6 separate regions of the Mus musculus genome follow, and all the other regions are linked to region 1. The links are chromatin loops, found by intact Hi-C in ENCODE. Cell type or tissue: left cerebral cortex. All regions are shown on one strand.

What was found. A loop is a pair of places that touch in the nucleus more often than their neighbours do. Peaks named below come from ENCODE experiments on the same cell type or tissue, not always from the same donor. Only the 100,000 strongest peaks of a DNase experiment are listed, where the experiment ranks them.
Region 2: a loop joins it to region 1, with 7 times the contacts of the local background. A loop is called at or near these places in 24 of 42 quality-filtered maps.
Region 3: a loop joins it to region 1, with 4 times the contacts of the local background. A loop is called at or near these places in 2 of 42 quality-filtered maps.
Region 4: a loop joins it to region 1, with 8 times the contacts of the local background. A loop is called at or near these places in 8 of 42 quality-filtered maps.
Region 5: it touches region 1 in a loop (6-fold over the local background); 24 of 42 quality-filtered maps call a loop at or near these places.
Region 6: a loop joins it to region 1, with 2.5 times the contacts of the local background. A loop is called at or near these places in 5 of 42 quality-filtered maps.

What each region holds. Positions count from the first base shown.
Region 1 is chr19:22,913,048-22,918,047 of GRCm38, reverse strand. It overlaps Trpm3 (transient receptor potential cation channel, subfamily M, member 3), which reads right to left. Exons shown (of 26, transcript NM_001362491.1): 20 at 3,489-3,617. Among named protein-coding and RNA genes, the nearest start is that of Gm52388, 11 kb to the left of the region's middle. In left cerebral cortex, CTCF peaks have their summits at 1,404 and 2,112 (motif pointing left); DNase peaks (open chromatin) are centred at 882, 1,293, 2,033 and 2,802; H3K4me3 peaks cover 980 bases; H3K27ac peaks cover 3,023 bases.
Region 2 is chr19:23,211,905-23,216,904 of GRCm38, reverse strand. It overlaps Smc5 (structural maintenance of chromosomes 5), which reads left to right. Exons shown (of 25, transcript NM_001252684.1): 19 at 1,706-1,750; 20 at 2,165-2,260; 21 at 2,735-2,839; 22 at 3,035-3,154. Among named protein-coding and RNA genes, the nearest start is that of Smc5, 59 kb to the left of the region's middle. In left cerebral cortex, no CTCF peak of the experiment used is centred here; a DNase peak (open chromatin) is centred at 2,396; H3K27ac peaks cover 2,162 bases.
Region 3 is chr19:22,975,433-22,980,432 of GRCm38, reverse strand. It overlaps Trpm3 (transient receptor potential cation channel, subfamily M, member 3), which reads right to left. Exons shown (of 26, transcript NM_001362491.1): 23 at 1,991-2,141; 24 at 1,678-1,877. It overlaps C330002G04Rik (a long non-coding RNA gene), which reads left to right. Exons shown (of 8, transcript XR_001782629.2): 8 at 1,556-1,686. Among named protein-coding and RNA genes, the nearest start is that of Gm52388, 51 kb to the right of the region's middle. In left cerebral cortex, no CTCF peak of the experiment used is centred here; DNase peaks (open chromatin) are centred at 1,110, 1,737 and 2,809; H3K27ac peaks cover 1,737 bases.
Region 4 is chr19:23,054,268-23,059,267 of GRCm38, reverse strand. All of the region lies in intron 4 of C330002G04Rik (a long non-coding RNA gene), which reads left to right. Among named protein-coding and RNA genes, the nearest start is that of C330002G04Rik, 19 kb to the left of the region's middle. In left cerebral cortex, no CTCF peak of the experiment used is centred here; DNase peaks (open chromatin) are centred at 1,320, 1,510, 1,787 and 2,209; H3K4me3 peaks cover 929 bases; H3K27ac peaks cover 3,031 bases.
Region 5 is chr19:23,222,988-23,227,987 of GRCm38, reverse strand. All of the region lies in intron 17 of Smc5 (structural maintenance of chromosomes 5), which reads left to right. Among named protein-coding and RNA genes, the nearest start is that of Smc5, 48 kb to the left of the region's middle. In left cerebral cortex, a CTCF peak has its summit at 2,734 (motif pointing right); a DNase peak (open chromatin) is centred at 2,721.
Region 6 is chr19:22,997,666-23,002,665 of GRCm38, reverse strand. It overlaps C330002G04Rik (a long non-coding RNA gene), which reads left to right. Exons shown (of 8, transcript XR_001782629.2): 6 at 2,144-2,202; 7 at 2,388-3,623. Among named protein-coding and RNA genes, the nearest start is that of Gm52388, 73 kb to the right of the region's middle. In left cerebral cortex, no CTCF peak of the experiment used is centred here; a DNase peak (open chromatin) is centred at 2,128.

The sequences.
Region 1 (5,000 bases):
GACATCGTTGGTGATTAGAGTTGTATGTGTAAGCAAAGGACCATCAAACAGCACTTCAGCATGGGTTCCTTTCATTACAGGTAAATTATACTGCATTTCCTAAGCTATCTATCTAGCTAGAGAGATAAAGAGGGAGTTGGTGTGAACCAGGAGTAAATGGCTGAGTTCCTCTTCTGCGCCATCACTGCTAAGCCATCCCTTAACACGGGCCTTAGAATCCTGGGATCTAGTAGACCAGTGGTTCTCAGCCTTCCTGATGCTGTGACCCTTTAATACAGTCCTTCATGTTGTAGTGACCCTCTCAACCATAGCATCATTTTTTGTTGCCACTTCATAACTGCAATTTTGCTACTGCTATGAATCATAATACAAATATCTGCATTTTCTGAGGGTCTTAGGCAACCCCTGTGAAAGGGTCATTCTACCCTCAAGGGGGGGAACAAAACCCACAGGCTGAGAACCACTGCAGTAGAGCATCATGGGAGAGTGGAAAGGGAAGTGAATTTCAGACGACCCAAGAGGTTTCAGACCTAGCTCACTTTTTTCTGGTTGTGGCATACCAAACAATTGCTCAATCTTGTTTCCCAGACCTGTAAACGGGGGTGGGGGGGGTGGGAGGGTGGGTGGTGGGTGGATGTGATGATCATGGCTGCCGCTGCCCTCATAGACTTGTGGGAGAACTGGGTGAGATAATGTCTACTAAGGCTCGCTGTAAACAGTTCCATAGTATTAAGGGCTTACTGTGGCCCGGCTCTGGTGACTACATGCAGAAGTATGCGCTAAAGAGAATGGGAAGGCAGCACATGAAACCACAGCCTTCCTCGTGTTTGCTTGGGAGGCACGGAAGCATGCAAAATTTTCCATCCTTCCAGGATCTAGCATCTGAGTTCCCAAGGGCTTGTGTACCAACCACGAGGAGGCAGGAAGGCCAGTGCTTGTGGGAGTTGTCACCCATTCCATAGTTGAGCCCTTCCTTACAGAGTTCAAAGTAAAGACATGGGGGTAGGGGGAAAGGCGACCTCACCAGTTGCAGAGAAAAAGGTCAGGCACACACACAAAAATGGCCACAACCTCACTTCCCCACATCTTCCTCAGAGACAAGCACTCTTCAGCTGACCCGGTCCTGACCCGGCATCGGAAGCCCCACCCTGCCTGCCGTGACGCGCAGCTTCCTAAGAAATGGATAGCCAGGGCTGGAGGTTGCTGGCCGCCTGCCCACTTGGCAGCTAATCCAGAACAGTCCGCGGAGTACAGGCTGCTCCCTGTCTTCTTCCAGCCTCGTCCTGGACAGACTCCAGTCTCCACACTCCAGTCTTTCCCTCCTCTGCTTGTGATGGGGAAGGAATATGTGGCTGGGTATTGAGTCTCCAGAATACTGGCTGGCATCACAAGGCGGCAGGGCTCCTAGCGGAAGCGGGCTCAGTTCTCAGAGCTACACAAAGTCCCAGGCAAATTTATTTCTGTTTTTTCAGCTTACAAGTCCATGGTACTGTTCAAGAAACGGAAGGCCCTCTGAATGGCAGAACCCAGTGCAGAGAATTGGCCGCACCAACACAGACATCTTCCTACCTTGGTCCCCTAGTCATTTAATCCAGTCTCTAATCAGACTGAGACTTGTACACCACTCTCAAGCTTCTGGGATGGGGGAATGCTAATTAGAATGAAAATAGCACCCAAACAGCTCCAGAGAAAGGTGCTGAATGCAAAGTGTGTGTGTGTGTGTGTGTGTGTGTGTGTGTGTGTGTGTATGTAAATCTCAGTGCAGTTAAGTTTAATAGATAGCACATCTTTCTTCTTTGGAAACCATCCCAGAGATGAAATTCAGTCTGTGAAGCTGTCTGGGTGACGAAGGTGGGCTTGTAGGTTTTAACAACTGGCCCTGCCTCCCTCCGTACCCACCCACTGTAATGAAGAAACCAGGATTGTTCCGGGGCTCCCAGAACCGCAGCCTTGACAGGAACGGTTCCTACTGAAACGGCCCCGCCCACTCACTGCAGCTCCAGGGAACAAGCAGAGGAGTCGCTTCACCTTGCTGTCTTCCTTCCGGGCAGGTTTTCTCTGGTGAGGTTGGAGTTTGTGGAGCGCACTGGGCAGGATTGCTGCGCCCTCTTGTGGACTGTTTCTTGACCACAGAGCTTTTAGAAGCTTGGACTCAAAAGGGCGGCTGGGGTTAGCTATTCTTTTTCTTTTTTCTTTTTTCCTTTTTCTTTTTTCTTTCTTTCTTTTTTTGTTTCTTGTTGTTTTCCTTCTCTCTCTCTTTCTCTCTCTCCTTTTCTCTTCTTTCCTTTCCTTTTCTTTTCTTTTCTTTTCTTTTCTCTTCTCTTCTCTTCTCTTCTTTCTTTCTCTTTAAAACTTAAGTGTTTGGAGCAGTACTAAGTTTGCAGAAGGCACTTTCCATGGTAAGTGTGGATCCCTACAAAGGGTCTTAAGTGGTGGATTGATGTTGACACATTATCACTCAGAGACTACAGTTCACATCAGGGTACACTCTATGGGTTTGAACCTATGTGGAACAATTTGAATCCATCACTAGAAAGGCGTACAAAGAATTTTTGTGCCCTTAGAAGCCCTAGCCTTCACCTACCATCATTCCAAAGTCCTACCCCGGCAACCACCTATCTCACTGGTCCCATAGTGCTCCCCCACAAGTTTCCCCAGAACTTCATGTCTGGAATCATAAAGAATATATCCTGTTCAGATTTTTTTCTTTTTATGATTACACACCTACATTTTCCCATAGCCTCATGACTCATTTCTTTTTTAGCACTGAATAAAATATCCTGTCCATGTGGTTAGCTTTGACTTCAAACATGTCACACAGGGGTGGGCATTTCTTAGGCTGTCTGGTGGTAGGTGAGGAGAGAACTACTACATCCTCAACTTGAAATACCACAACTGTGTGTCCAGCCTCCATGATGCTCCCTAGGGGTGGAAGGCTGGCGGACGATCAGCATGTGCAGGATAGACATCAAGAAGGAACCAACTCAAAAACAAACTGAACAAAAGGATACATGCAGAGGAGTTGTTTCTCCCTGCTCACCGTGTGGGTTCTGGGCATTGAACTCAGGGAACTGTGCTTGATGGCGAGTTGCTGAAATACATTTGGAGAGGTGACACTGGATTGGTGGACAATGCCCAAGGAGATCCCAAGTAAGAGGCTGAGATGGGAGTTAAGAATAGCAAAATTTACAGCGTCATCCTCACAGGGATGAGAAGACAGAGGTGTAAATGATATCGAAGCCCACTGGAGAACTCTTGGAGCAAAAAGCATGTAAGCAGGAAATAGACTTAATTGCTCTAGGATACCTCTCTAGGTTTGACACAGAGGAGAGCAGCAGCCCTTAGCAACTCTCCAGAACACAGTTTGGGGCTTAATTTGGACCCCACGTTCCCCTCTTGGCTCTCCCTCGCCAGAGTCGATGAGCCAACATCTCCCTTCCGTTTTCATTTATTTATTATTTCATTTATTTATTATTTCATTTTGTTACCTCTCTCATCTTCTCTATTCCCAGAGTGAAAATGTAGGAGATGACAATCCATTCCTGAGTGGAAGGCCAGCGCTCCATCTTCACTAACACGATGTAGTTGAAGAGCATCAGGTATCCAATATACGCCAGCTGTAAGGAAATACAATACAGTAAGTAGTCTAACTGCAGAGGCCTGGGAGCGGGGCCCCGGGTGAGCCCGCTGCACTGTGGCAGCACAGAGCAAGGTCAGCAAGCAGGGAACCCATGGCAAAGGAGATGTAGAGTCTTAGATACCAAAAAATATTAGTTTTCTGTGTGCATTCCTGTGGGGCCCGAGGACAGTTCACAGAAGCTGCTCTTTCTATCCACCATGTGGGTTCTGAGGAGCGAACACAGGTCGCTGGGCTGATGGCAAGATTCCTTACCTGCTCAGCCATCTCTGCCCCACGTAGGTTTAAAATAGGCTATCATAGTTAAAATCATTTGGTTTTTGAAGTTAGTTGTGACCCTGATACGTGCCTCTGGGGCCCAACCTTGGAGCTTTCTGTCACTGTGTATGAATCTGTGTGCCTGTCACCAGCTGTTGGGATGTGTGTATGTGTTCATGTGTGTATATCTTCATGTATATGTGTTCATGTGTATGTATGTTCACGTGTTTGTGTTCATGTGTGTGTTCATGTGTATGTATGTTCATGTGTGTGTGTTCATATGTGTGTATGCTCATGTGTATGTGTTCACGTGTGTGTGTGTGTGTGTGTGTGTGTGTGTGTGTGTGTTTTTGTATGTGTTCTGGTGTTCTGACTTAGAAAAGAACCTGTCCTATCAGGGCTGTTCTTGCTTACGTATAGACTTGGCTTTCCATGCTAGGGTGACACTTACTTTCAAATGTTATTAATTTTTAAATTATTGTTGAAAAATTATTTCTAAAACATTACAAATGTATACTTAATCCTCCCCCCCATACCTGCCAGGTAGATTAATGCCCACCAGAAAGAAAGGAAGACAGCGATATACTTATAAGTTGGTCAAACTACAGTGTAAATTGACTAGACGTAATCTCCAGGCTCCACTTCTGCTCTCTCCTGAGTTTATAATGTCTTCCTGGTGTTTATGACCTGCAGTGGTCAGCTTCTTTACCTGTTTTCCACTGTATTGTCATCTTGTCCTACCATGGTTGGAATATTCCAGTTTGCTTTCTGCTTCTTTGAAATAAACCAAGAGAAAATAAAGCAGTTTATGGGAAGGCCTGGGGTGTGTGGCCTGCTGTGTACCAGAGTGGATCAAATCCTCCTGAGGCTCCAGCATCTGGAGTTTGAGTCCTGATGTGACTGGCTGAAATGCTAGTTATGAGTTATACTCCTCAGGGCCAAGGCTTGGAGTCTGTTCCTGAAAGATTCACTGATGTCAACGTGGGAAGGAAGGAATTTGTGGCGCTCTTGCATAAGAAAATTTACCCCAAGGGGAATGGCAGTTGAGCGAAACCTCCTGTAGGCCATGCTCCTAGATGAGCAAGGCCCTGACTGGCCTCAGGGG
Region 2 (5,000 bases), 300 kb before region 1:
CAGCGTGGTGGTGGCAGCACATGCCTTTAGTCTCAGAACTCAGGAGGCAGGGGGAGATAGATTTCCAAGTTTGAGGCCAGTCTGATCTACATAGTTTGTTCTAGGACAGCCAAGGTCATAACAGAGAAACGGTGTTTTAAAAAAAAAAATTAAAGCCGTGGTGGCGCACGCCTTTGATCCCAGCACTCGGGAGGCAGAGGCAGGCGGATTTCTGAGTTCGAGGCCAGCCTGGTCTACAAAGAGAGCTCCAGGACAGCCAGGGCTATACAGAGAAACCCTGTCTCAGAAAACAAACAAACAAAAAATTAAATTCCAAGCAAAGAAGAAGGCATAGTTTGGATTAATATGACCTTATAGAATTGCATATGCCAGCAGGATTTTGATGAAGGGACCCTGGTATAGCTGTCTCATATGAGGCTATGCCAGTGCCTGGCAAATACAGAAGTGGGTGCTTACAGTCATCTATAAGATGGAACACAGGGCCCCCAATGGAGAAGCTAGAGAAAGCACCCAAAGAGCTGAAGGGGTCTGCAACCCTATAGGTGGAACAACAATATGAACTAACCAGTACCCCCAGAGTTCGTGTCTTTAGCTGCATATGTAGCAGAAGATGGCCTAGTCGCCCATCATTGGGAAGAGAGGCCTCTTGGTCTTGCAAACTTTATATTCCCCAGTACAGGGGAACGCCAGGGCTAAGAAGCGGGAGTGGGTTGGTAGGGGAGCAGTGCTGGGGGGAGGGTATAGCAGACTTTCGGGATAGCATTTGAAATTTGAAATGTATATAAAGAAAATATCTAATTTTTTAAAAAAAAGAATATACAAAGAGTTTGGGTCCCCACAGCCGCCTTTAATATTCAGAGATTAGGCAGGCATTCCACCACTACTCTGAAGCCCTTACCCTGGGCTCTCCTATCTTTAAAATAGAATCCATTGGAGGATCTTAAACACAAGAATACTGCTATTAAAATCACTTTGTAGATGAATACTCTTAGCTGCTCTATGGAGAATAACTAAGGGTCATTATTTTTGACCAGGGAAGAGATTAATATAGTAGCACAAAGGGATGAGGGAGGAAGAAATTTTACTTCAGTGATAGACATGACAGGGGTAAGAGAGAACTCCTAAATGTTTGCCGGAACAAACTGTCAAGCTAATTATTAATGAGAAATCGGTTTGCTTACAGTGGTGGGGAAGCTGAATGAAGTAGAAATTATGTTTCAATATAATAAACCTAGTATGCCTGTTAGAATCTGGTGAAGATGCCAAGTAAGTGTTGGAACATAAGCTCACACTTCGGCATACACGGCACGGATGTAGCACGTGTACATCTAAATACCTAGAGGCCTTGGCAGAGATTACACTGAGTTCCAAAGGGTTAAAAAAGATACAAATCAAGGTTATCCAGTTGATACATATAACTCATCAGAACCTTTTTTCAGGCTCCCAATTCATGCATACCTTTTACTATAAGGGCTCTACAGGTTATGCTAGGCACAAAAGTGTACTGCATGCCTCTCCTTGTAGGAAAGTGTCTACCCTAGTGAGTCTCTGTGGCATAAGTTCAGAAGATAGTCTTGATGGAGTTCTGTCTCAGTGATTGAGTTATAAGGATGCTTTTGTAGGTCTTCATAAGTACAGTATAAAGCTCTAACTTCTTGCTCTCTTTCAATGCCCCACATATTCTGGACCCATTCTACCAATTCAGCAAGTACCCACCATTCCAAATGGACACAGCTCCTCACCCCCCATGGTATGCAGTACTCATTCTTCTTTCCAAATTGTTATCTCCTTTTTGCGTTGCTTTTCCCTAGCCATTGCTTTCAGACCCAGAGATAAATCGTGGGCCTTTGAACTCTTTTAATTCTCATGTAGCATAAACTGACCCTTCATTATTTTGTATTCCAAAGCCGATGTGATGTGTACTGCTTATTTTAGATTCAACATCAATACATTGCCTTAAGGGACTATCCAACATGTATACATCTTTTCTTTTAAAGTGTAAGCTTTTTAAAGAGAAAATGCCCTCTTTATGATTCTTTTGTATTGCTATATGCTAGCATGCTATTAATCAGATAGTAGATATGTAGCAAATTACTTCCTTTTAACTGTTCTAATAAAACTTCACTATTCCATTTTTAATGATGTATTTTTTCTTCTTCTTTAGGCTTTTCAAGATCTCCCAAACACATTGGATGAAATCGATGCATTATTAACTGAAGAAAGGTCAAGAGCTTCGTGCTTCACAGGACTGAATCCTTCGGTAGTACGCCTCGTTCTCAGTTTCCATCCCACAGTTCTTATCCTGCTGTCTTCCTCAGTGCATACGTGCACAAGCACATGCCTGTGTGCACCCCTGTGAGCCTGCACACACACACAGTTCTTTCCAGTACTTGCCTCCCACGCTGTACTGGAGCTCTGGGTAATAATAAGCTAGGCAGCAGGAACAATGCCTTAAATGCCAGATTCTGAATCTATTAGAATTCTAAATAGAGTCTTCCTAAGGAACACAGTGTTCCTTGCCTTTTCTTTATAAAAAGAGTAGCTGCGTTAACTTGAAGTACAGCAGTGTGCATTTTTTTCAAGGATTGAAAAGTAACATTTTCAGTATTCAGTAGTATAAATCATGTACAAATAAGCAGCACAGTGGCATTTTTAGCCAGTAGTTTAATTGATGCAAATTTTTATATAATTTTATCCTTTGATAAATTTTTCTTAAAGAATTTTTTTCGACCAGGTGGTTGAGGAGTACTCAAAAAGAGAAGTAGAAATACAGCAGTTGACCGAAGAACTGCAGGGGAAGAAAGTTGAACTAGATGAATACAGGGAAAACATTTCGCAGGTAATTTTTATCCTTATTTGTTTGCCATGAATGGGATGAGCGTACAAATTATACAAAATAAATTTTATTCTCCTGAGACGAAAAGTGTTTTTCTAACCAAATTAACTCTGCTATAGACTGTGTTGTGTGTGAAGTCTTATATCAGAGTGGATAGTACTGCTTTCAGTGTCGTTTTGTTTTGCCTCTTACTTGTAGGTGAAAGAAAGGTGGCTGAACCCCTTAAAGGAGCTAGTAGAAAAAATTAATGAGAAATTCAGCAACTTTTTTAGTTCCATGCAGTGTGCTGGTGAAGTTGATCTTCATACAGAAAATGAGGTAATTGCGTTTGGGATGTAGTTTATGACCAGCAATTTTAATTATGTGCAAGGAGTACATATAAATTTGTTTCCTTTGGAATTATACATGATATTTTTGTTTACTGAAAAATTATGAAAAGGAGGAAAGAGATCACCTGTGGGTTTCTAGCATTAGATTTGCTTGGTTTGGGGCTGGGGGTGGTGTTTATAGAAGTGGCTAATGCCTTGCTATTTTTCAGCCAGTGTGAGGGAAGATTATTCAGCTGTGTTGAATGAATACAGTGCTTTATAAATCTACCATTCTCAACTTAAGAGCCATAAACAAAGTAGCAGATGGTTGAGTTTGTTTTTTGTGTTGGGTGGTGTTTTCTAAGTTTTTGAACTTGCAGTATAGGCAAAGATGACATTGAACTCCCCTGACGATCTTGCTTCTACCTACCTCACTTCCACTACCATGCTCAGTGTTCTTAGTTTCCTCTTTATCACAAATTTAGAAGAAAGTAGGTAATATGCTAATTCCTTGAACTACAGCTTTATGCATTGCTATTTTGAATAAAACAAATTTTTCATTGAGAAAAATTATATAAAGAAGGGCTGGAAATACGATGACGTGATCATGTATGCTTAGGTACATGGGTCCCTGGCTTCAGTTCCCAGCACTATAGGCGAGGCGGGTGAGTGAAGGAAGAAGAAATGCCTGGATTTCCTGAATATAATTGGGAAAGTGGAATCAGGAGGGTAGGACTGTAAGTGACAAAAGGCTAGCCATCTTTTGATCTTAATTAAAAGTTTTTGTTGGTATACTGAGGTAATTTATTCTCATTTCCATGTGTCAAAATGTTTCCAAGGTGAAATATCTTAAAAATTTTAGATTTTGGCAAATGTTCGAGTTTTCATTCTTTTACATATAAAACAGAATAGCACCATTTTGTCCTTTGAGGAGTTTTGCCTCACAAGGTCCTTCTGCTTCATGTGAAGTATACCTGTGAAATACCATTTTATTATAAGTCCTAGGTTTGAGGCTTTAGACCCTTCCGTAGCAGTTTACACACAATCCATGCCTGCCCGTAACTAAGAAATGTATGGATAATACTTCAGTTCCGAGATGCTTCCTTTCCTAAAGTTATCTTGTTTGATCTCTTCAGATCATCTTTTTGGTTTGGGGTTTGGGTTTGGTTTTTTGAAACAGGGTTTCTCTGTGTAGCCCTGACCGTTGTAGAACTCACTTTGTAGACCAAGCTGGCTTCAAACTCATGAAAATCCACCTGCCTCTGCCTCCCAAGTGCTTCCCAAGGATTAAAGGCATTCCTCACCCTCACCCCACCCCACCTCCAACCGTTTAATCTCTTATAACTGTGCTATAAAGCAGGAACTTAAATCTACCCTACTTAAAAAAACAACAAACTGAGACTTATGGTAATTTTACTGAATGTCACATTGCTGTCAAGAGGCAAAAAAATAAAATCAGACTCCTTATCTAATCCCAGACAGAGCCTAAACTCTTAGATAAGTTTGCTTACTGGGAACATCATTCCTGCTCAAACAGGATGTTTATCAGTAGCTTGAGTCAGTGTGGGGCATAAATGTGGCCAAATAGACTAGGTGAGGCCTGTGTCACAGAAATCCCATCCATTATAATTATATCCTTTGCGTGGGGCTCTTCCTTCTTCTTGTACTGTTCTTAACAGTCTGTTTTCAGTGCACTGCTATAGAAAAGCCTCTCTTCCCTTTCAGTGTGTTCTTCCAGACCTTCCCTCTTTTCAACCTTGTCCTGTGTCCCCGCTCTGTCTGGCCTCCCTGTGTCTCCTCAGTAGTGGGTCCAGAACTGGCTTCTTTAACCAGAGCCTTCAGTGAGATGGGAGAAG
Region 3 (5,000 bases), 62 kb before region 1:
GAGTTCCAAGCTAGCCAGGGCTATAAAGTAAGACCCTGCCACATAAACAGGGCACAACAAAAGCAAATCACATAGATGAGGTTGGTGGGGCTTCTTAGACCTTAGACCTATGAAATGGGCTCTGAAGTAGAAATAGGTCTCTGGATGACCTCTGTTGTAATTTGAACACAAAAATCCCCTTCCTTCAGGCTTATGCATTTGAGTAACTGGTCCTCAGAGAGATGGCAGTGCTGTATTAGGATATGTGAGGTCTGTCTGGGTCACTGTGGATAAGTCTTTAAAGTTCATAGCCTGGAGGTAGGAGGAACTGGCTAGCCAGCTCCTTATAATCCTGCTGCTATGGAGACCTATCATTTCCAAGGCCTTCCTTGCCATAATAAACAGAGTATCTGTAAACCATGAACTATGAACACTATCTCTCCTTCTTTAAGTTTCTTTTGTTAGGTATTTGGTTGTGATGATGATGAAAAAATTAATCCCACAGCCCTCTGTCCTGCACTGTATTTCCAGTCATCTTGTACTCTCTAGCTAAGCCAAGTTTTCTACCACTGATGTTCATGCTTTATTGAAATTATCTTGGAGCCCCGAGTTGACCCCCAGCGCAATATTCTTGTAAGGTAGCAATCAAGACAGTCTTCCTTGCCCAGGACTTGACCAGGCGGACACGATTTGAGGACAAAATATCAGGGCACCCCAGCTTTCTGTTTGCCTAAACTTGTGTTTCAGAAGGAAATGACGATAGAATTTCTAGGTCTTTCCAACTGTCTGATTTGAATGTCTAGGACATTGCTTAGTCAGGGAGACCACTAGGAGTTTCAGCTTAAGAGAAACAGTTGACTAAATAACTCCAGTTTTAAGCCATGGGTGTATGGACCATGGACCAGAGGTAGATTCCTGGACCACCATCCCAGAGGCTCGAGTTTGTGGATTTAATGTAGATGTAGACTTGACACATTTGGAATAGGCACAGTAGATTGTCTATAAGTCACTGCACTTCCAGCAATTCTAGAGTTTATGCCCACAGGGCATTTAGGAGCCTGCAGGAGCCAATGGTACTTAATGTGCAGAGATGGATATGTTAAGTCTCCTGCAATGAGTCACACTTTCTTACTCAGTGAGGAACTGTTCCAGCATGGTGTCAGCCAAACTTCCCTTCAGAAACACCAGGCTAGAAGGTGGGTGGTGGGTGGTGGGTGGTGGAGAGGCCACTGTTCTGTGCTTTGAAAGCAAGTTTCATTCTCTTAAAAATAATAAATAAAAAATAAAACAAAATCCCATAGGCACAGTGCTGAAGGCTTAGAAAACATTGAAAATCTGGAATAGTGACAGTCCCAGAAATGAGCATGGAAGAATAAAACTCAGGATACACTGTTTAAAGAATTATATCTAATTTAGCACTTGGTGCATATTAACGTGGCTGATTTTGAGGAAGTGTGTGTGAAGGTGGAGTCAGCACTGTTGGAGAATGCTTTTTCTCTTAACTGGATGTGGTTAAGAAATCTGTCTTCAGCTCATGCTATACTGTCTTCCTTTTATTCTGTATCTTATCATGCAGGTCCCTGTCCCATCCCCTAAAATACGCGTGAGGCAGGAGAACCAAGGAAGGCGTGGATCCTGCCTGACTGCCTATGGGAATTGCTGGGAACTTCCGGCTGCAGGCGCCGGCTTGCAGCTCACTCAGGCCGTAGTCCCTTTCGTCCTGGTCACTCTCATGCTTCCTCCACCGGCAGCACACATGCTGGAAGATCATGGTCATGTGACTGAAGATGATGAGCGGTGGGGGCAGAACCGGCCTCTCGTGGAAAGTCATGATGAGCTGGTACCTCTGAAATTTCCATACTTGGTTGGATATCGACTTGACCTCAAAAAATGTATTGCTGAAACAGACCGGAGAGTCACATGACAAACAAGTATTGACTTTTCGAAGTATTGGCTCCCTCTGCCTGCTGCCCATCCATCCTCCCATATGCCTTAAGGAGTGGCCACTCACTTGAAGACGGCAATAAGGAGGTTGACCAGAAGGATGTTCGCCACCAAGAGGTAGCAGGCCATGATGGCCGGGACAATCCATGCTCCTGTCTTGCATGGGGGCAGCTGGATTGTCTTGCCATCCTCTCGGGTCTCATTCTGTCCACAGGGAGCTAGAGGAAGTGACACAGGTAAAAAATGAGAAACCATGGCTATTTGATTTAAGTTAAAAAGGAAAAAAAAAAGAGAGAGAGCCACAGACATTTAAATGAGGGGTTTAAATGGAAGAAAAATACAGCCACCTCAAACAGCAAAAAGTTTCAAAAAAGCCAAAATAGGAAAATGAGATCTTCATGAATATTCAAAGGGCCACCACTCTTGAGGAGAGGCAGTTCCACCTGTGTCCCCAATCTGTCATCAGACTCAAAGAGGTGTCTAGAGCCACCTGCCTGGTCCCTCAGTCCCTCAACCCCTGGTAGTGGTGAGAGGGCATTTGGTGTTCCTAAAATGTTTGGTGGGGGCTTTTGGAGGAGCCAGAGCCAAAGTCCTACCTCCTGGCAAGTTACTTTCAAAATGTGCTGTAGAGGCCTCCAGCTGACAGCTTGGAGCCAAGCATGGCAGGCTATTGATTAGAAATTAACACCAGGGCAACTGTTAATTGTTGTGAGAAACAAGCCACAGCCTTGGCCAACGATTTGCTGTCTCAGTACAGAAGGAACAGTGCCAGACAGCACCCTGAGAAGCACCCGGAGAGCTTGTCACTCCGTGTCCCTGATGGATGAGAGGATAAAGGGGAATGGAGTAACAGGGATGGACCACAGAGCCCACAGCTACTTGTCTATGAAAAACAAGCCAACCACATTTTCATTCCAAATATGTGCATTTCAGGAACACGACAGAAAACCTAACTCCAGTGACTAAATGGCAAAGGCAGGGGTGTTCGGGGAGAAGTGGAGGTGGGAGGGAGAAGGAAGGTGCTGTGTGGGGTTGGGTGAGCAGAAGTAATATGCTAATGAGGCCAGCTTGGAGTTTCCAGGTAAATGAAAGGGGTTGGGAGGAGTCCTGGATAACAAGAGCCCTGCACAGTGTGGCTCACAGAGCCTGTCTTTGTTACCATTCTATTGCTATGAAGAGACACAGTGATCAAGGCAACATTAAAAAAAAAATTAATTAGGGTCTTGCTTACAAGTTTCACAGGGTTTGTTCATGACCATCATGGTGGGAAGCATAGCAACAGGCAGGCAGGCATGGTGCTGGAGTGTTAGCTGAGAGCTTATGTCTGACTCACAGGCACAGGCAGGGAGGGGAGTGAGACTGGGCCTAGTGTTGACTTTTGAAACCTCAAAGCCCACCCTCCAGTGACATACCTCCTCCAACGTGGCCACATCTACTACTCAAAGAAGGCCACACTTGCTAAACTTTTCTAAACAGTTCCACCATCTGGGAACCAAACATTCAATATATGAGGCTATAGGGACCAGTCTCATTCTAATCATTACAGAGCTAGATGTTGCTTGTAGGTAGGGGCAAGCAGTAGGTGAGCTAGCCCTTCCTTCCCATCTGCTTTACATTGGCCTTTGAACAGGTTGACTTTATGTCTGTCTTCTAGCAGTGGGTAAGAGCACCTCAAGAGAGCTCAGCCCTTCCCATAGGGTGCTGCTGAGAATCTCGCAGGAGGGTTTGCATGAGGACCCAGGGTCTACAAAGTTTGAGCAGGACAGCAAGGGGACCTGCTTTTCTCCAGAACTCCTTCTGCCTGGCACTGTACTCTGCAGAAGTTCGCACCCAGCAGCCTGAAATACTACTAACATCCAGCTCTCACCAAGACCACTGAACCAGAAGACCCATGATGTTGTCGGTACAGTGTTCTCGTTGTAACCTTCCTTGTCAGTTGGTCTCGTGGTTGAGTAACTGAACTTTTAATTAGGTTGCAAAATCCACATGATTTTTTTTTTTAAATGTAAAACATACCTTTGCAGCCATCAAGGGTTTTACTAGCAGTGGGCTAGCAAGTCCCTGATTTTATGGCCAGGATTAGATGACCAAGGCACGCTCTTTGTCTCTGTATGGCAGATAAGTGGATGTGGGAATGGGGTGTATCTTGCTCCTGACGTAACTGGGTATTACTGAGCATCCAAGACAGCCTTGTAAGATGGTCTTGGAAGGGAATGCACTGACAGGTGATGTTTAAACTCTCCAGGTGGCTCTCCAGGGCTGCCCCTTCTTACTTCTCCCTATGGACACAACCTGGACCAAGTTTCTTGTAGTTCTTAGAGGCCAGTCTCCCTTTTGCTTCCTGATTCTGAGCCACATTGTTTCTGTTGCTTCCATTAGACTGGTGGTCAACCTAATCCCACTCTCAAGCTTGACCTATGGTGTGTGTCTTCTCTTCCACGCATGCCTAGCAGTCTACTTTCTAACCACCGCCCCCCCACCCCCGCCGGAATGGGGCTGGTCATATCCTTATGTTCCCGACACTCCTGTTGTTTGTCTTGGGACTCTCACATTCCTGCCACTGCCCAGCTACTTGTCTGTACCATACATGAGATGCCCAATGGAGCATCATTCTTCAAGGTTACCCTCCCTCCTCTTGGCTCAGCATGTTTGCATGCACATGAAAACAGTAGGCATTTGTTGACTGAGTAAACAAAAGATGCTTCCTTGAGCATCCGTGCTCTTGGTCTTAGCTTGGTTTAGTCAGATGGTATAGGTGTCAGGCCAGTCTGAGGAACGTCATCTAGATCAGTGGTTCTCAACCATCTTACTGCTGTGACCCTTTAATACAGTTCCTCATGCTGTGGTGACCCCCAACCATAAGATTATTTCATTGCTACTCCATAACTGTAATCTTGCTACTGTTATGAATCATAATGTAAATCTCTGATAGGCAGGATGTCTGATATGCGGCACCCCCAAAGGGGTCTCGACTCACATGTTGAGAATAGCTGTTCTAGATTCCACAGCAAGTGCGGCTGAAATGACTTAGATGTTCCTCGTGACAGTGATAATGATAATAAAAGTGAATCATTAAG
Region 4 (5,000 bases), 140 kb before region 1:
ACAATGTATAGTCTTTGGCTTGAGTTGTCTCTTCAGGTTGTCTCTCAGAGCTGGGCTAATAGGTCATTTATGAGGGTGAGGGGTGGTGGGATACCATCTCTCTTTAAAGATCAAGGTCAATGCAGCTACGCTTGTAGGTTCATTCAAGTTCTCCTCTATCTACCAGATTTAGCATTGATTTCACTTGCTCAGGTTACTTTACTGGGTTCTCCAGCATAGAAATAATCCATTCTCCTCCTCTTTCTCTTCCTCCTCCTCCTCTTCTTCCTCTTCCTCCTCTTCCCCCTCCTCTTCCTCCTCCTCCATAGCCTTTGCAAGTGTTGGGATTACAGGTGTGGTTCACCATACCCAGAGAGGCTTGTGAATCTTTATTAGTCTTCTGTTCTAGTGAGAACTGGTTTACAGATGGACACACAGCCATGACTGCCGTCCCCCAGAGGCCATCTTCCTCCTACCTCCCCGGGTAGCAGTGCATGGTAATATGTCCAGGCCCTGGAGGTTCTTTGTATCGTAATTTCTCCAGTGTTGGCAGGAGCTCCGGGTCTGAAGTGAGAAAAGGGTGTTTACATTCTGCAAGTACAATCTCAAGAATGCTTTGTTTCAGGGTTGCTCCAGCTAAGCCCCAGCTCCCTGGCAGGCCAAGCACCTCCTTTGTCTCTGGAATAGGCTGCCACTGCCTTAGAAATCAGTCTTGGAAGATGGATGAGAGACTAGACTGAGCATAACAAGAAGGCCCACTTTGAGAAGGCATTTGATTCTTGCCCCAGGTACTGCTGCCTGGATCAGACACCCTTGCTCCAGAAAGAGGGGGACACTTCACCAGGACAAGGCTCAGCAGCTCAGCACAGACGTGGAGGCAGGCGAGGCTGCTCAACAACCACTTGCTAAGTCAAAACACTGAAAATATGTGGGTGAGAAAACAGTTCAGAGGACACAGTAGTGATGTTCTTAATCAACATCTAAGAAAGAGCTCTCACTGACCCGCACTTACACTCATAACAACCATGGTTACTATTTACTTAATTAGGCACATTCTGTTTCCTTGGACCCCATAAGAGGCAAATTCAGCAAACAGGTGGCTTTTCCCCAGTTAAATAACTGAGCACTCTCCGGCAACAGCACCAAGTCTGAGGCGCTTGCCCGATGTCCCAAGGACAGTAAGTAAATCAGGAGGCAAGACCATCCTGCACAGAAAGCCCTTTGTTCTTCTCCCTGCCCTTCAACCCGCTGTTCTCTTTTTCCTGCAACGGGGCAGGACTGGGTTTCCTTGAAAGGAGGCATCGAGAGGCCCAGCCTACAACCAACCCCCTGCGGGGAGATTTGGGCATTTTGTGTCACCCCCTATCTTTTACAACAGGCATGGGAAGATTCCTGGTAGGCAACCATGTGGTCTGCCTGCAGAGCTTTGGAAAACACCTACATGAATTCAGGTCCTTACCAGCAGCTCAGACTGCTTACCTCTCTTCCTAACTCCCCCTCCCCCACCTATGGTCACACAGCTCTCCTCTTCCTTTCTGTTCCCCTCGGTCCTCTAGTTTGGAAGACAGGCTTCCGTTTTGCTAAAAAATTTTGTTTCAGGTACTCTTTTATGAACAGGCCCATGCACAAAATAAGCATCGGATAAATATGTGTCGAATTGTTCGCTAAATTCTAGACAAAAGATGAAAAGGCTTCGTATCTGGTAGGTGGAAAAGTTTGGGGGCGGGTGCAGAGTGGAGCCCCGGCAATGGTCTTGACTGTTCGTTCCCTTTGGTCTTCTGTCCTCTTTCCCTGCCCCCGCCTCCTCTTAGCGCAGGCGCGGCCTCCGTAGCATATTTAGTATTACCGCTGTCATCTGAGGCACGGAAACATCCAAACAGATTGAAAAGCTCCAATCGATGCCAAAGTAGAAGTGTGCACACAGGGGCTAGTTTCCTTGGAAGTGCTTCAGTTGTAATTAAACTCTAAAGACAAATATGCTAACAACTCCCTTGACCTTCCAGTGAGAAACAGCAGAACTGAACTTCCAGGACCAGAAAGGCATCTCTGGGGTGGGGGTGGGGGTGGGGGTGGGGGGAGGGTGCGGGGGCACACACGTGTGCCCACTTTTGCGGTCACTGTCCGCAGATGGCTTCTGGGCCCACACGTTCAAACGCTGGGCTGGGCTGGGGGGTGGCGGTGGTGCCTGCTGCTGCCGGGCTGCGCTGCGGCTGAGATCATTCTGTTGATCTCGTTTTACACAACGCAGCCCGGCACAGGCTGAGTACAGAATGTTCCCTTCTGTGAACCGAGCTTGAACCCTTCCAGCCCACTTTGTTTGAGGAACCACACAGACACAGAGGGAAAAGACAGGGCAGATAACCCCCAAATCGTTGAAATCACGGTGTTCTTTGGGATTTGGGCTTAGGCCATTTGCTTTTCACTGCCTAACGTGAAACCCCCCCCCCCCCCCAAACCTTGCTTTCCCGGAAGAGTGAAATGCCTGTAATGTCCTTCCTCCTAGACAGAACTTGGCACCAACTTTGGAAATTATAAAGTCTGTCACTGTCTCTCTTTAATTTATTTTTCTCCTCTTAGGCATTCAAAGAACAGCAGTGAAAGTTAGTTTCCTATAAAGGAAAGATGAGGTCCCTGGTGCTTGGGGCTTCTCCATGGGTTGTTATAAATTGTGTTCTTGGACTTGTTGCTATGGGTTGGAGATGTATGTGATGGGGAAGGCTTTGGGCCAGTGGCTTCTATACAAATGAGCAATGAGAAGAGGCCTGAGTGTGGAAGGTGGCTCACTGTTCCTCTACTGAACAATAGTCACCTTGTTTCAGGGCTAAGTGTGCAGTTTGAGGTCACAAATGGCTTGCGGGCTGTAGGCTGATCTCGGGGTGAAACTTCAGTAGATTAGATGGTGCTATTCAGTGTAGTAGTTTTCCACTTGATCTTAGCCAAAAGGCTGAGAAGCGATTGTAGTGGTTTTTCTACTCACTAAGAATAATGGTAATAGTAATGACAATACATTTGAAGAGAGGAGATTCTACTGTTACCTAAGCTGCTTAATGGTCCATACTTCCCCTCTCATCTGACCAGGAAGCTGAGATCGTAGGTGCCCAGTGACATTCTAGGCTCCTGCTGCTGATAATAATAACAATAAGGACAGCAATTCTTAGCATTGTTATGGTTTATTGAGACAGGGTCTTACTATGTAGCTCAGGCTAGCCCTTTGGTCTGAGATTCTCCTGCCTTGGCCTCCTGAATGTGAGGATTTCAGGCATGCACCACTACATCTGGCCACAATAGCGGTTTTTGCTAGGAGTAGGTTCCTTCCTCTGCACTTGCATTTACAAAAAATAGGCAAATCACACAGCTTTGTGTGAGACATGGGTTTGGATTTTCCTTTTCTTTTGAGAGTTTGTGTTATACTGGGTGGATTGTATTCTAGGCTCATTGGTGAAAGGGTTATAGGTGTGTCATATATACTGGCTGTCTATGAGGATCTTGCTGCTATTCCAATGACACAAATTCTTCCTTTGAATTCACAGTTGTGTCACCTCCTGATTTGGGGCTTCTAAAGTTTGTTTTTTGCTCATGGTTGTCAAGGACATTTAATTTTAATTTTCTATCTATCTATCTATCTATCTATCTATCTATCTATCTATCTATCTATCTAGTTTGTAGCTTTGACTGTCCTGGAATGGAATGTGTAGACTAGGCTGGTCTTGAACTCACAGAAACCAACTTCCTATGCTTCCCAAGTGCTAGGAATAAAGGTATATGCTATCACAACTGGTCTATTTATTTGTTTACGTATTAACACAAGATTTCACCACATATGTAGCCCAAGCTTGCCTCTGACTTGAGACACCCCCCCCCCCCCCCGGCTTTGAGAGCTGAGACAACAGGTGCTTGCTTACTGTCACACAGGTGCTTACTGTCACACTTCATTGTTAAGAAGGTTTCTACATGAATACCTTTGCTTCTGAGATGGTTTCAGTTCCAAGAGATTCTCTGATTTTTTTTTAAGTCATGTGTCACAATGCTATCAGAATATTGGCTAAAGAGTTTATTTATTTTACAATCTTCTCTTGAAATCTGGCTGTGTCTAAATGAGGGACAAGAGTTGAAGAATTGTGAGATGAACAAGGCCTGCTTACTTCCTCAAAGATCTTACTATCCAGTAGGAGAAGTCGAAACATACATGATGTGGAATATCATGAACACACACACATCTATACAGCTGAGGATGTTGACAGACCCTCAGAAGTAATAAACTGTTCATAGAGGATGTCAGGGGCTAGGTGAAAATTTCCATTTGAGGAGGTCGAGGCAAGAGCTGGTGGTGAAAGGGAAAAATTATGAGAACAGGTGGTATGTGTGATGAAAAGAGTCGTACAGAGCAGCGGATCAAGTAGAGTCATCCAGGAAGTAGTATGCAGTTCTTGTCCTGACTGGTGGAGGCTGATGTGTGTAGGAAGAAGTTAAAAAAAAATTAGATTTCATGTAGATGAGGAATACCCACTTCTCCATCTTGTGCCTTTACTAACTTTTCCTGCTAAGTTTGTACAAAACCCCAGGCTGCCTGATAGCATTCCAAGCGGTCAGGATGAATTGTTGGGACTGGCGCTGACTCATTGTCAGTCCTGGCTTGAGTCTGCTTTCTCATGTGTTGTTGTTGTTTTTCTCCTTCTGCCAAGTTCCCATGAGCCCTAGGCTGGTGTTGAACTCCATATGCAGCTGAAGATGATCTTGAACTCTCTTGAACTCCTGACCGTTCTGCCTCCAACTCCCAACTGCAGGCATGCACTACCTCCTCTGGTTTATCTCTCCTTCCCCTTGAGCCCAGGGCTTCGTGCACAAATAGTCAAGCACAAATAATTCCCTCCCTCCTCCTTCTCTCCCTCCCTCCCCCTCCCTCTTTCCATCCCTTTCTCCCTCCTTCCCTTCCTCCTATCATCCCTCCTATCCTCCCTCCCTCCTTCTCTCCCTCCTTCTCTCCATTCTTCTATCCTTTCTCCCCTCTCTTCTCTTCTCTT
Region 5 (5,000 bases), 310 kb before region 1:
AATCTCTCAAACCTGGGAAAAGGTAGAAGGAGAAAGCTGACTTAGTGTGGCCACACCTGTGCTCTTAGGCACAGGAGTAATCGTTATTAATAAAATAAAACAGTATTTTGTAAACGAGGAAGCAATACTTGAAGGCTATAAGAGTGGATAGATGAATAATCACTACAGTTTAACCTTAACTTTAATATTTCACAGTAGATGATAAAGTTGTGTGGGGAAAGAAGTATGAAATAATACACAAACTTAATCCTAAAGATGTCAAGGTGATGCTGGCAGTTAATTTTTATTTTTGTTTTTGTTGTTACTTAGTATTTTAATCTCTAAATTACTTTCTCAAGAATAGAAGAACACTTGGTATTCTAAACATCCATGGAAGACCTGTGCAGTAACAAAACTAAACTTGAGAAATCCCTATTGATGTCTTACAGTCCTGTTTTGATGGTAATCACATGCAGTTAGTATCAAACTGAACAGTTTATAAGAAATGTCCCAGTAGACGGCTCTTTCTTAACACACTGGCTTTTTTAAGTTCAAGGATCCTAGGCCATCTGTACTTGTGACCATCTTCTACAAAACCCTGGTTTCCCATGGACCCTTCATGGTTAGTAGTTTAATAAAAAAAACACGGACCTCTGAACAACACACAGAGCACTCGGAGAGAATCCTAAACAGGTTCTGTGCTCTTTTCATGAGGAAGTGTGTATGTCACTCTCCTGATGTGCTTACCAGCCAAGAAGCTCCACCACGCTGCAGGGCTTCTACTGAATGTCTAGTACATGAGCATGATTGCACCATTAGTCCTGGAGTGCACTCAGTAACCAGACCTCGTCTTAAGTTTGGGGAGGCGTGGTGATGTTCTATGATTCAAAACTTTATAACTATACAATCAGTCCTCTGCCATTGCCCACTGATGACTTCTTCACCCATTTAATTCTAACTTCTCCCCTTAAAATAAACTCAGATGTGATCCAAGGAATTCTTTTCTTTCTTTCTTTCTTCCTTTCTTTCTTCCTTCCTTCCTTTCTTTCTTTCTTTCTTTCTTTCTTTCTTTCTTTCTTTCTTTCTTTCTTTCTTTCTTTCTTTCTTTCTTTTTTTCTCGAGACAGGGTTTTTCTGTATCGCCCTGGCTGTCCTGAAACTCACTTTGTAGACCAGGCTGGCCTCAAACTCAGAAATCCGCCTGCCTTTGCCTCCCAAGTGCTGGGATTAAAGGCGTGCGCCACCACCGCCCAGCAAAGATTTATTTATTTATTATATGTAAGTACACTGTAGCTGTCTTCAGACACTCCAGAGGAGGGTGTCAGATCTCGCTACGGGTGGTTGTGAGCCACCACGTGGTTGCTGGGAATTTAACTCAGGTCCTTTGGAAGAGCAGTCAGTGCTCTTAACCGCTGAGACATCTCTCCAGCCCCCCTAAGGAATTCTTGAATAAAAAAAAATCTCTTGGTATTGATTTTCAAAGTTAATCTTCATTTCCACCTGAGAACTCGAGAATACAATTTGGCAACATAAGTCTGTAGGAATTTTAAAACAAACAGCCAGCAGGGTTTCTTCTCTGAAGAGATGCTCAGCAGTCCACTATGAAAAGAGCTGAAACGGAGAGAGACTGTGAAAGAAATCCTACCAATAATGGACTAGACAACAGTCTAGTGATGCTTTCATTGTCTACACTTAAGAATCTTAAACTCCTTTGAAAAACAAAACTTACTGAAAAGAGTAAGAACTACATCATACATGTGCTAACTGTGGCTATAAGTCTAATATATAGCTAAATTCTCTGAAAAGGAATGAAAGTTGCAAAAAAATGGCATATATTTGCTGATTGTCTTTTAGATATATTCAGTATTATTATATGAATTGATACTTTCAGACATGGAAATAAGGATTTTTTTTTTTACTATTACTTACTGTAAGGAGCCAACAGATAATCTTTCTCCCGAGAAGCTATAGGAGGTATGAATATCATGTAAGGTACTTGTAAGAAGAGAGGGGTGAAGAGCGGGGGCTACTACAACTCAGGAGTAGATGTTTGTTTACCAATACAGAACACAGAATGAAGACCAGGCAGATTTGTGACTGTAATCCCAGCACTTAGGAGGCTGAGGCTGGAAGATCATTTGAGCTTAAGAGTTTGAGACCAGCATAGGCAGCATGGACCCCATCTCAAATAAATAGCAAAATAGCAATCAGATTATTAACTTAAATGTCTATAATTTCTTGACTACATTTTTTAAAGTAAATTCTAACATCTTTGAGTTAGAAGCATTGCTTTACAGAAAAAAAAATTATTCCAAAAAAAAGATTGATTCTAAACAATTCTAAAAAATTTCAAAGAGAATCTTTGCCTGTTTTCAGTAATTAAGCTGTTATAATATCTGTGATGTTCTTTTTGTAAACGTGAGGAAATAAATGATGTCATTAGGAGTTTTAGCCTAAAAGAAAACAGCTTCAGTATAAAATAAAGATGTGGATTAATACAAACCTTGAAGAGTTTGAGTTGGAAATGACCAAAATAACTTCATGATCTATTTTCTCTAACTGGGGCTGAGAGGGCGAGCCCAGCATGGTGGCTCATGGCTTTAATGCCCACGCTGGGAGTAGGGGGGGGGGCGCAAGGGGGTCAGTTTGAGGACACCTGTCCTTAAAGAGCAGCAAGTGCTCTTAACCAAAGAGTCAGTATTTCCATCTGGGATCCCCAAATACTGGAAAGTGTGTAGCACTCTTCTTCCACAAGAGGGCCTTCCAGGAAAAGGTTGTTCTTGTTCAATATTAGTCAAGCTATTTCTGTACCACTTTTAAGACAATTCAGCGTTCCAGAGAAAGAATTTTAGATAAAAGGTGATAATTGTCTCTTTAAGATATATACTTAAGGAAATTTTTTTTCTGAACTACTAATTGAAGATGTTTTCTATATTTTGCTGTTCTTTTGTGCCAAACAGATACATTATTCTCTATACTCAGTTAACTATTTAAGACCAGAAATCCTAATAAAGCCTTTTGATTAATCTTCTATAAATATATATTCCTTTTTTCCCCTGTGTTACACTAACAAGGATCAACAAGAATTGTGGCTTAAAGTGGTCAGGGGCTCCTTTCTTACTTAACTACCATGGAACTTAGTGTCTGGCTATTTCCTCTCTCCCCGTATTTTTTGTTATTTTTGAATAAAAATTTTGAGAATTTTATGTATGAATGCACTGTATTTACATAGATTCTACTCCCTTTCCAACTTCTTTAGTATTCCCCAATTCCCTTTCAAGTTCATTGCTTCATTTTTTTATAATTATATGTTATATAAATATATACACCCACACACACATATGCATGTTTGTGTATGGTCTGTGTGTACATAACACCTACCGAGTACATTTAGTGATGTACATAAAATTAGGAATGATGGCCGGGCATGGTGGCGCACGCCTTTAATCCCAGCACTCAGGAGGCAGAGGCAGGCGGATTTCTGAGTTCTAGGCCAGCCTGGTCTACAAAGTGAGTTCCATGACAGCCAGGGCTATACAGAGAAACCCTCTCGAAAAACAAAAACAAACAAACAAAAAAAATTAGGACTGACCACTTGAGATTGGAGAACCTATAAGATGGTTCTCGCCCTTCAGCAGCCATTGCTTAGGTGCTTGCCTTCATCTGGGTGTGGAGCCTTGTTCATTTTTCCCATCCTCTTTGGCATGTAGAATCAAATATATTTTTGAGATTTTTTGTGGCTATAGCATCCTTCTCACATCTCAGTACCTCAGAGTAAGCATGCTAGTCTTCTGGTTCTAAAAGTATTCCCTCTCCATCTTCTGCAGCTGAGGTCTAAGGGTTGTGTTATAGATGTGCTGATAGTTATAGTCTGTGCATTCCTGATTCACTTACTCTACATCTTATCAAATCATCCATCTGTGTAGAAGCCTCCAGCTTGCTGCAAAAAGAACCTTTTTAAATGAAGGCTAAGAGCTGCTCTAGAATACAGTTAGAAGTTACATTGGCTTAGAAGAATGACAGTCGTACTCTCTCCTCTGGGGTCTGTAACATCTCCAGCTATAGGTAGTTGGCTAGGCTTACACTACCAGTCCATGGCTGTTGTCATCCCAAGGATACAAAGTATCATCACCACACCTCTGGGGATGTCTCGCCCATCACTGTGTGCTTCACACACTTAGCAACTAGGTAGGTCTTCTGAATACTTTTCTCCCTGGCAGCATACACAGCTCCTTCCCATAATATGAGAGCTAATCTTCAAAGAGGATACTTTAAGAATTCTTCCAAGTCCTGTGTCCAAAATTTAAAGTTCTGGGAGGCAAAGACATTGACAGTCATCCAGTGTTGTTTGAGGGTCTCCTAGACACCCCTTTTCCAACAACTCAAGGGAGATTTGCTTGCCTGACCCTGGATATTTATATTAGTTAGGTAGTCTTTTAAGGAACATTATCGCTCAGTGTGACATAATTCCACATGAAGCACACACACAGGTTATATTTGCATGAAGTTTATAAAACAATGTTTCCGTATGGTTTGTTTTTTAAAAATTATTTTGTAAGACAGGCAATGGGGCACACACTTTTAATTCCAGCAATCAGGAGGCAGAGGCAGGCGGATTTCTGAGTTTGAGGCCAGCCTGGTCTACAGAGCGAGTTTCAGGACAGCTAGAACTACACCGAGAGAAAAAAAGTACTTTATGTATGTATTTGAATGCCTGGATACATGTATGTGTACTATGTATGCCTCTCAGCCACGCTGTGGGTGGTGGGAACAACCCAGGTTACTCTACACCGAGCTCTGGGATCCCCCAGGCGCAGCACAATGTACAGCATTTGCCTTTCTAGGGTTGATCGACTTCACTTAGTATAGTTACTAGTATAGTCTGTCCATTTACCTACAGGGTTATTTTTTTTTTGGTTTTGGGGGTTTTTATGGCTGAATAGAATTTATTATCCAGAAGTTACAGAGACAAAGTTCGGAGCAGAGACTGAAGGCATGACCATTCAGAAACTGCCCCACTTG
Region 6 (5,000 bases), 85 kb before region 1:
GGGAAGAACCTATTGGGTCCCTAGGCTACTTGGCCTACAAGGTGGAATGGCTATGAGTTGTGTGGCTTGCTGCTCTCGATACCCAGCTTCTCAGTCAGCATATCCAGCTGTCAGCTGCTCATGAGGACTTGGTGACATGGCGGCCTTCCATGGAGACCCTCTATAGCTTCTTCCCGTGACCAAGTAAGTTCTCTTGATATGCCTGAAACACCCCATAGGAACAACTGTTGTGTTTTTCACTTTGTCTGCTGGTATCAGACTAGAGGCTCACAGGAGATTTAATCAGACATATCACACAGGGAGGACTACCTCGATGACTAAAGCCCTTTTGGCCCTGGTCAAGCTCAGATCAAATTTCAAGTTGAAGGTCTCATGGACCTTTGACTTCAGTCTCTCGTCATCTTGTCACTGTTTGGGTCAAGGACTGTCATCGTTTGTTTGCTTGTTCAATTCATCCCCCATCTGACTTGGTTTCATTCATAGTTTATTTGCTTAGTTATTCATCTTTGGGAAAAAGTGGATGGGCTCACACTGATGAAACACAACTGCACTCTGTCTTTGGGGTCAAATGTGAAATGTAAGGCCTTGGTGTCATCTTCAGCTTTCCCCTTTTTACTGGTTAGCATCTCCCCTCGCTCCGTGTTGAGCATCCAGAAGATCCATCCATATTTAGCACACAGTGCAGCCCTTTCAGCTCCACAGTGAGCCTCACCTGCTCCCCACACCGACTTTCTCTATGATTTGCCCTTTTGGGTCATCTTGAGCTCTAGCCTGGATCTGATTTCCTGGATTTGTTTCTCTTTACTTACCGCACATCGTGGTGTGCTCCAGCTCCGTGAGTCCCACGTTGCTTTCCAGAGTCTACTGCATCTGTATGCTTTCATGACTTTTTCAAAAAACACCCCAGGTTATGCCTTTTTTTCTCGAATCTTCCCCTTACCCTGAGATCCCATCCATTCTTCACAGTTGAGATATTTGAATATAAATCTCACCCTTCCTGAGAAACCCACCCAGTTTCCTCTAGTTTGGCTTTGTAGCCATTTGCAATTTGAATGTATGTTAAAAGCATACTTGACACTCAAGGGGACTTTGTCTATATAATTTATTTATGGTGCTTGGCAAAGTCTGGTTTATATAGTGACATGTGTTAATGCTGCTCAGTGGGGAATTTGCCAAGGGCCTGAACTGAATCCATATCCTCTGGAAGAACAACCAATGCTCTTAACTGTTGAGGCATCTCTCCAGCCTCAATATGGTATATTCTCTCTCTTTTTTGAAAAGATCTCTCTCTTTTTTGAAAAGATTCATTTTATTTATATGAGTACACTGTAGCTATCTTCAGACACATCAGAAGAGGACATTGGATCCCATTACAGATGGTTGTGAGCCACCATGTGGATGGTGGGAATTGAACTCAGGACCTCTGGAAGAGCAGCCAGTACTCTTAACCACTGAGCCATCTCTCTAGCCCAATACCATATATTCTTAACAAAACTCAGGACTGAGGCAGGAGGGTCGTGAGTTTGAGGCCAACCTGGGCTAGAACATATCACAAAGACAAAAAGTAAGTTTCCTGAGCTGCACTATACAGCTTCATTTTTAATAATGCCAAGTGTCAGGTGGCGATGTGTTCATTCCCAGCTGCTGCTTTGAGAAATCATCGTGATGTTCTCTTACCATTTTCCAGGCCATACATTCAGAAACCAAAAACCAAGATGGCAGCGGGTCTGATTCTTTCCGGGGATTCTCGGGGAAGAAGCTAGACCTTTTGTTTCCCTGCTGCCAGAGGCCTCCCCACACTCCTTGGCTTCAGATCCTCCCCCAGTTTGCTTCAATTGTCCCTGGTCCGCTGATTCTGACTCCTTTCCTTCCAATCAGATCCACCTGAATAGTCCAAGCTCATTTCCCCACCTCAGGATATTTACCTTGGCAAAATAAGCTAATAACCAAAAGTTCTGGGAGTCAGGACTTGGGGACATTATCCAGGGTCCCAACAGAAGTATTTATTTTGAGGATGCTGGTATGTTTTTAGAGTCTAAGTGTGAGATTTTATAGCTACATCTCAGGAAGAATCTAGAATCTTTTTGGTTCCTACATCTGCTCCTGGCTTCAAGACTATATTTCTCTCTCTTGTTCTTGGCAGACTGGTTCCCTCTGCAACCCAGCCAACATGCAGGAACATGACTACTGACAAACCCAAGGGTATGGGCTGTACTTTTATTATCTAGCTTGCCTCTTTGTACCATCTCTAGTCCAAATTCCCAAGAGAAGAACTGATCAACACTTTTATTATGGCTACTACTCACTCTCATTATTATTATTGTCTTTTGATCTCATAATGTAACCCAAACCGGCCTTGAACAATTTTCCTGCCCCTTCTTTCCAAGGGCTGGGATCACAGGTGTGTACCACCTTGGCTAACTGACTGGCACTCCTAGACCATCAATACCCTCCGTCCAAGAATGCAGCCAAAAGTATAGCTTCAGCCGGATCATAGAGCTCCACGGCACCAGTGCTACTGGAAAGCAGGCATTCTGGGTATAGTTTATTGGGCGTGTACTGAAGTATCGTCTCTACAGGTAAAGACTTAGTTCACCAGGAAGTTGAGAAGGCGCTGTTTCAGATAGAGGATAATGGCGCTCAGGGTTTGTCAGACAGTAGGCATGTATTGAATTGAGTTGTGAATATCCCTTTTACTTTTGCCTGGAAAGGAGTCACTCAACAAGTTCTCCCGCACCTCCCTACTTCTACCCTGTCCCCTGCCACATGCCACATGCTCTGTCTAGAATTCTTTAGCTACTTTCTTCCTGTCGCAGGATAAAGTCAAGACTCTAGCCTGGCTTGGTGTACAGAATGATGAATCTCCTTTCTTCTCCCCGGGTCAGAGAATAATAACTCCACCATCATAGACTGTGTGAATTGAAGGAAACATTGTCCCCAGCAGCGCCTCTCAGTGGCGAGTCCTTTGCACAGGGCAGTGTGGCTCCTACTGATCCCCAGGTTTTTGTGTCAGTGTTTCTTCAGCTAGAGACTTGTTTTACCTGGGACTCTAGCCTTGGGAATACCTGATTCTATCCTGTCATCTTTAGTCCTTCCTACGTATTCCTCCTGTTAGGCTGGGGGTGGGGTGGGGTTGTTCTTTCTTCTTAATTCTAAAGACTTTTGAGTCGTGCTCTACTCAGAGTCCCAGAGTTGGTTATGAAGTCCAATCTCCTACCCGGATGTGGGAAGCCATCCCCGCGCTGTCTTCCCGGGGGCCATTAGCTTCTACTTGAGTGCTGTGAATGCTGATGAGCCATACTTAGGATGCTTGTTCCCATTTTTCAACAGCTCTAATTAAATAATGAAAACATGCAATTATCTTTTTAGCCATGAGTGTCTTGCCTTTTTAATAAAAATTTCAGTTCTTTCACAAGAACAAAGTAACTGCTCGAAAGGCATTGATTATATTTATGCCTTAAATGATAATTTCATGACATTAGTAGCTGAACTACTTTTCCCATTTCCTTCTAACTATACCATTTGCTGGAGGAGATGGCTTGCATCAGAAGGCTTGCGATTATGGGATGACATCTAGAGTGGACTTTAGCACAAAGTCAATAAAGAAAACCGTGACAACTGAGGTTGGTGTCTCTTGGTATGTCACCCAACTTTGCTCAGGTAACTCTCTCTCTCTCTCTCTCTCCCTCTCTCTCTCCCTCTCCCTCTCCCTCTCCCTGTCCCTCTCCCTCTCCCTCTCCCTCTCCCTCTCCCTCTCCCTCTCCCTCTCCCTCTCCCTCTCCCTCTCCCTCTCCCTCTCCCTGTCCCTCTCCCTCTCCCTCTCTCTCTTTCTCTCTGAGGCAGAGTCTCTTGATGTAATCCTGGCTGTGCCAGAACTGGCTATATAGACCAGGCTGGCCTTGAACTCACAGAGACTCACCTGCCTCTGCTTCCAGAGTGCTGGGATTAAGGTGTGAGCCACCGTGCCTAGCTTTAGGTCACATTTGGTTCCTCTTACACATTTGACTTTTCAAAAGGAAAAGCCATATTGTAAAACTTTTATTATTTTTTGAGGTCTTTCCCCAGTCTTCTCATGACTTATACATAAGTATATCCATATCTGTATGTCTGGTTTGAATTTTACAGAAGTTGGGATCAAACCATATTGTCTCCTCTTAATTAATCTTTTTTGTTGTGGGTGAGAAACTTGGGAATGAACGCAGAGTCTTGTACATACTAGTCAAGGGGTCTGTCACTGAGCCTACTATTCTGTCACACACCTAACACCTATTGTTATTGTTATTACTACCACTACTATGGTGGTTTTTATTTTTATGTATTTTAAGATTAGTCATCACTGTATCTCTGGCTGCTAGGAGCACTCTCTGTAGACCCAGTTAGCCTTGAACTCACAGAGGTCTACCTACTTCTGCCTTCTGAGTGCTGGGATAAAGGCATGTGCCGCCACGTCTGGGATCATTTGTTAAGACAAGGTCTGACAGTTGCCCAAGCTGGCCTCATACTTGTGGCAATGGTTCTGCCTTAGCCTCCCAAGTTCTGGCATTACTGGTGTGAGCCACTACAGTGGAATTTATTTGTAGTTTTAAAACAGGGTCTTACTAAATCACTTAGGTTGGCCTTACTATATAGCTCCTTTAAAAGTTATTGTTTTTATGTATGACATATGTGAGAATATGGCTAACTACATGCCCTGGGACATGTGTGGAGGTCAGAGGCATGCTTTCAGGGTTGGTTCTCTTCTTTTGCTTGTAAATGGATCCTGGGAATTGACCTGAGGTTGTTGAGCTTGTGAAAAGTCTACTGAGCTGTCTTAATGTCTCTGTATTGTTTTTTTTTTAAAAGACAATATAATTATCTACTTTGATGTGAAGATGTAAGGATTTAAATGTTTTAATAACTTCATGTTTAAAATAACCGATTTATTGTTTTTCCTTTTGGTTAACACATACATTGTTTTCGTTTGGTTCTTGAATTCTTATTCCCTTACCTTAAAAGACACG